Regions from separate parts of the Homo sapiens genome. Here region 1 is linked to region 2. The links are chromatin loops, found by intact Hi-C in ENCODE. Cell type or tissue: CD4-positive, alpha-beta T cell. All regions are shown on one strand. Links, peaks and the distances in the headings refer to the core of each region. The heading gives the core; the rest is flanking DNA.

What was found. A loop is a pair of places that touch in the nucleus more often than their neighbours do. Peaks named below come from ENCODE experiments on the same cell type or tissue, not always from the same donor. Only the 100,000 strongest peaks of a DNase experiment are listed, where the experiment ranks them.
Region 1: a loop joins it to region 2, with 3 times the contacts of the local background. A loop is called at or near these places in 7 of 110 quality-filtered maps.

What each region holds. Positions count from the first base shown.
Region 1 is chr5:87,390,651-87,393,582 of GRCh38, reverse strand. RASA1 (RAS p21 protein activator 1) reads right to left here. Exons shown (of 25, transcript NM_002890.3): 25 at 1,667-2,783. The coding sequence ends at 2,700. It also overlaps a transcript of CCNH not described here. Among named protein-coding and RNA genes, the nearest start is that of CCNH, 21 kb to the left of the region's middle. In CD4-positive, alpha-beta T cell, for the core only: no CTCF peak of the experiment used is centred there; no DNase peak of the experiment used is centred there.
Region 2 is chr5:87,339,113-87,342,044 of GRCh38, reverse strand. RASA1 (RAS p21 protein activator 1) reads right to left here. Exons shown (of 25, transcript NM_002890.3): 6 at 724-755. It also overlaps a transcript of CCNH not described here. Among named protein-coding and RNA genes, the nearest start is that of CCNH, 72 kb to the left of the region's middle. In CD4-positive, alpha-beta T cell, for the core only: no CTCF peak of the experiment used is centred there; a DNase peak (open chromatin) is centred at 1,154; H3K4me3 peaks cover 437 bases; H3K27ac peaks cover 1,642 bases.

The sequences.
Region 1 (2,932 bases), core at 105-2,604, 52 kb before region 2:
AAATTGAAATGAGTCAATATAAAAATATGAAAGCACAGACTATTACAGCAAATTACTTACATATGAATCATGGCCAGCTGTATTTCACTATGTGACCTTGGTAAGTTATTAAACCTCTAAGTGCCAGTTTCCCACACTGAAAATGGGGAAGATAAAAATGCCTACTCTTCATAGGATTAATTAGAATAGTACCTGCATACACTAGTATTCAGTAAGTGTTAACTATTATAATTGGAACCAAACTGTGGACGTCTGTTTACCAAGCCAGATTTTTTTCAGGAAAACTGGCTTGAAGGAATTCCGAGTAATTCAAGTGTCCTGAATCTAATTAAATTGCACAAATACACACACCTCCTCAGTCTCAGTACATCCCAGGCTGTACTTTCCAGAAAGGTAGGTACCATTATAGTTACATCTATTTTAAGGCAATACTTACTATATGCATATTCATCTCTCTAACAATAATTCTTTACACTGTAGGCTTGAGTTTTGTGGGTTTTTTTTTTTTCTCATTCCAGAGTGAAAGGAATAAAATTCGTGATGTGAGATTTTTACAAAAGCAGAGTGGAAGAAGCCAAAAGTTATAAATCCTCCATCGCAGTCCTAGTTAAATATATTGCTGCTAGGCTCTAGACAGAATTACAAGATGTTCACAATTTGTCTCATTTTCCCTTTCAGATCGCCAAACTTTGGCATCAGAGCAAGGTCCACACTTATCACTGAAAATTTTCCCACCCAGCCCCATTAAAAACGTTAAAGTGTGAGAGATTTTATTTCAACACTGACAAGCTAGTTACTAGAGGGCCTACAAAGGTAAGTAACAAGTTTCCATTTCAACTTGAGAGACAAATGATGTTAAAATATAAGAAGCAGGGTAAGTCAGGTTTGTGATTTTAAATAAAAGGGAGAAGGATTTCAGACTGAGGAATGACAGGTTAGTATGGCTAAAGATTGAGGTGTGATAAATGGGAGCCAAAGTGCACAGCAAAAATATCTTGACTAATCCATATCCTCCCTGTCTTCTATCATGTAACCAAGGAAGGAGACCACCTGGGATACTATGTTGGTCCAAGTCCAGCTAAAAAACAGAAGGGGTGGAAAGGAGAGTAATTTGATAAAAGAGCCAAGAAGGGAGAGAATGGAATGAATTGAGCTGATTTCAAGGAAAAGGAGCATGGGACATGTTGAGATTTTTGGTATCAGTGTTAAACGGTGATTGAAGCCACATAGGTTAGCAGCCCCCATAGAAATAACTGCCTTTTGTAGCTTGGAACTACTAAGCAGACATCTTTTAAGCCCTTAGCATTTTTTTTTCCTGTATTTTATACATTAGAGGAATAGCATAAAGTGTTGCTCTTGGAATCTAGGGCTTTCCTTACTGTGGGAACACCTCCTTGGGTTCCTGTCTCACTCACTTTGATTACCAATGTCATTCTGCCACGTATGTTCCATATGTCCTATCTATCTGCCCTGCACAATTATGAGAGGGAAGGAATTATTGCATTTATAAAATCCTTTTCAAAAGAGGCCATTAGCAAAAATACTAATCTAAAGCTTCAGCTTCTCCCTGGGCCTTGCTCTGATGCTAAGGTTTAAACTGCCCCTGAAGGAGGAAGAAAATAAATAAATTAAATGCTTAGCTCTTTTAGACAGAAGTAATCAATTATGCAAGATATCCCTTGGTTTTATTTTAACTTAACCTTTGTGAATACTTCACAAAAATACACATACAGAAGTAAATAAAACTATACAGTTGAACTAAATATCCAGCAGATACAACAAGTAGTCAGAAGTTCAAAGATGGATAAGTTAGGCAGCTGATGAGGTTGTCTGCATAATCAAAGGGGTAGCACAAATAATGAACAAATAACTTTTAACAAAAGCATTCTAGTTAACATAAAAGAAATTGGTAGTCTATAAAATGGTTGAATGGGTAACATGCATTGATCAATACAACAACCAATAATATTTACTGAATTCAAACTATTTACTTGTAAACATTTAACAAAGCATTATGAGATCTAAATACAGTCTTTGACAATTTCAACAAAATAAGTCGTATGTTTAAAAAATAAAGCTGATGAGCAATAGATCATTCTATATATTTTCTTTCAACAGTTCCAGCAAGAGAAATAGCAGAGTATTTTTTAAAAGTATACAGCAAAGATTGTTCCTATTATAATGACAAACTCTGGAAACTGTAAATACAAATAATCATTGAACAGTCAAATGGTCATATTCCTAATCAGGAAGTAGTTACAGTAAGAACAGTCTGCAATCCAGTTATACACAATTGTCAATAAGAATGTGTTTCTTGTCAGTTGATTTCATAGTTCTTTCTCTAAGAGACAGCAAAACTTTGGCAACTGGGTGTACTGAAAATATATTTTGAAAGTTCGAGATATCAAGATACAGTCATAGCATTTCGTTTTGTGAAAGGTGGTCTGTACACCAAGGCTCAGAGGTTGTTAAAGATTGATTCCATGTGGAAATAGTGCAAATATCCTGCACAGATAGCTTACAAGGTTGCTGGCATAGTTATTCACCAGCAGAATCTTGGATTTTGTTTGCATAGCTCACACATCACTGGAATGTGGAAAAGTGTGCTATTTTTTGGCAAGAGCAAAGGAGACATTAAACTGAAGTGAATTACCATGTTGGACATGCTGAATCCATGCAGAACACTGGGGCGAAGGCTGCTACCTGACATCATTGGTTTTTGTATACTGGTTTTGTTTTTGTTGAAGCAGTTCTGTTATAGCCAGAAGCTTTTTCAATACGTGCTAGACAGAGGAAAAATGGTATGAAAATAAATGAAAGCTCGGTCAGCAATTTCAGGATGGGAACCTGGATTTGAAAAAAACTGTATCAAAGCAAAAGGATGCATAAAATATTACCACAATTCCCCTCAAAACATAAGTCTCTATTATTC
Region 2 (2,932 bases), core at 106-2,605:
AATAAAAATGAACTCAGAATATATCTTACATATTCCACTTACAGAAGGGTGAAGCATTAAACAAGGTGACTGCAAATGGAGTAGTCAGTTGAATGTTTTTATATTCTAATGGTTAGAAAACAGAAAAAGCAAACACTTGAGGCAAGCCTCAAGTTCCATCCCTAAATGCTGAAAGATAAGAAAAAATGTTGTACTGAAAAGATATTAGGAGATGAATAGTCTATTAAAATGTGAGTAAGAGAGAATTGGGATTAATGGTTCAGATCTTCAAAAGAAAACTTACATATACATAAAATCAGTCTGAAGATTATGAAAAAAAAAGACCTTGCTGAATCTTATTAAAATTGTGAAGAACCGTTATTTTGGGGGGATAAAAGATGTGGCTATAAAACAAGAAATACTATGAATAACCAAGAAATACTATGAATAATTTTAAAATGTGCCAAATTGTGACATTCATAATGTTATAAATGTAGTGTTTATTCAAAGTCTTCAGTGTGGTGATAAAAAGAGTTATATTTAGTTATCAGCTACCTTTTATTTAAAAACAAGACTTTATCACTAGATCCTTAAGAAAATATTTAGAAATCAGTTCCCTAAGCCAAATTTAAAAGTTAAGTCAGTCCAAAACCTTAAAAAACAATTTTTTTGGCCAAAGTTTTCCAATTAGTAAATTTACAATATAGATTTTTTTTTTCATTTTAATAATTAACACAAACTCACATTTTTCCTTCATGTGGATCTTCTTCCCGGCCCTAAAGGGAAGACATTAAGACAGTATTTTATATAATTAACTATTAATCAATTTTTATTAAAATTCATGAAAATCGTATCTGCAAACATATCCCCACACTATCCTTATTTATGTTTATATAAAAAAAGATGTTTCTGTTCAGTAAATATCTTTCCAAACCTCTCTTAATCTTTTCTTGTTGCCATTACCCTAACTCAGGCCCTCTTATCGACTTTTCTTAAACAACAGCCCAACTAATATAATTATGTCCTACTCCACCACTCTAATCTGGATACATCAGTTTCAACAGCAGCTGTGCCCTACATTAAGAAAAACCAAACAAAAAAAAAACACCTCTCTACTGCCTACAAATTTCTCATTCTGCAACTGAAGTCGTTTACCACAGGACTCAAGTCTACATTTCCTGTCTCATACTACCAATTGTTTTTTGGTTCCTATACCATGGTCACACATAACTTCCTATTTGCCAATCTCCCACCACTGTAGCTTGTACTTTTTGTTCTTAGAATGTACTTTCCACTTTTTGCTTTCTACTTGTTAGATAAATACCTAACCAATCTGGGAAGGAACTATCTCAAATGCTACCTCTTCAGTAAGACATTCTGAGCCCGTAAAAAGTGAACATCAACTTCTACTTTCAATATAAAAGACATCCCCCTTTTACTATGTTTTGAACTTTATTTTATTCTATATTCCTCTGATTTAAGATACAATAGTGTTACTCATTCCACTATTATGGAGAAAAATGGTCTAACTACATGTGGATTTACTTCTCACAATTTGGTCCTCACTCATTAAATACCTAATCAAACTAAAATCAAACACTCACTGAATGTTACTATATCCAAGGGAGTAGGCTTAAAAAAAAAAACTATAAAAATGAATAGCATTATCATTGTGTCACTGCCCAAAAGGAGTTAATCTCTTGTAGAAGAGTTTTACACAATTATTAATTTTAGACAGTGTAACAGAATGCAGAATTAGCAAGGTGCTATGGAAATACAGAAGGAAACAATTTTGCCTAAGAGACTCCAGAAAGGCATAAATCCTCTGTGAAACAGGGATGACATATGAACTGAGCTCATAAAGATGAATCAAATTTTACAAGGCAATCTATCAGGGCAAGAATGTCAAGGAAGAGGGAAAACTATAAACATAGAAACATTCATTTACTCAACAAACATTTTCTGAATGCCTACTAATGCCAGACACTATTCTAGGCAATGGTAATACATCAGTGAATCAGAGACAAAAATCCCTCCCCTCAGAGAGCATACATTCTAGAGTTAATACATGAAAGTATAAATGTGTTTGGGGAACTGTAATTAGAATTTTAGAAGGAGAAATTCCTTAAATCTAACCACTAACTGAATGCCCGAAACATCTTCACAGACTAGACAATGTCCAAATGGTTTTTCAATCTACAAAGAATTCACTACCCTCTAATAAAGCCCATCATGAAAGTTATTCTACATATTGGAGTGAAAATTGTTTATAAATGACGTGGAATTACTCCACTATTAATTTATAATGTTACTATATTCATTTTTAGCAACCACATCACATTATTCACTCATACTGAGTTGCTAACTTTTTCCTTGATCCCTTGTACTGATGTGAGGTCATGTCTCCTTATTCTGGTTTGGGTTGTTATTATTATTTTTCTGTATACATTGAGTAATTTTCACTTTTCTTTAAAGGTTATCTTGTTAAATTTGATCCAGAATTCCAAGAGCTCAAGAAAAGTTCAACTATAGTGCAATTTCTTGAAGTAATCAGGATGGAGAAGATGGTGGTACAGCAAGGAGAGGGAAACCCAAACTAAAAGTTGTAACTAACAAATTTTATAGGAAAACTATCATAGTAAGATGCTTCAGTACGAATACTGTTTGCCTATATGGAGTAAATATCTCTTTTACTGTAGAATACAGAATACTAATCTAGGAATTAGGAGTCCTAATCCTAGCTCTTTCACTAAATAACTATATGACTATGAGTATGGACTGTATCACACCATTTCCTCAACTTTTCCCACCTCTACTCAGTATGTTTTACTTCTATGGATCAAGATTTGGTTGCCAGAATAGGCAGGTAAGAGAATTAATAGGAAAAAACAATATTCTCCACTGCAGTCTTCCAGGAGCAATACTCTTCAGAATATTATCAGGTCTGTGGCAT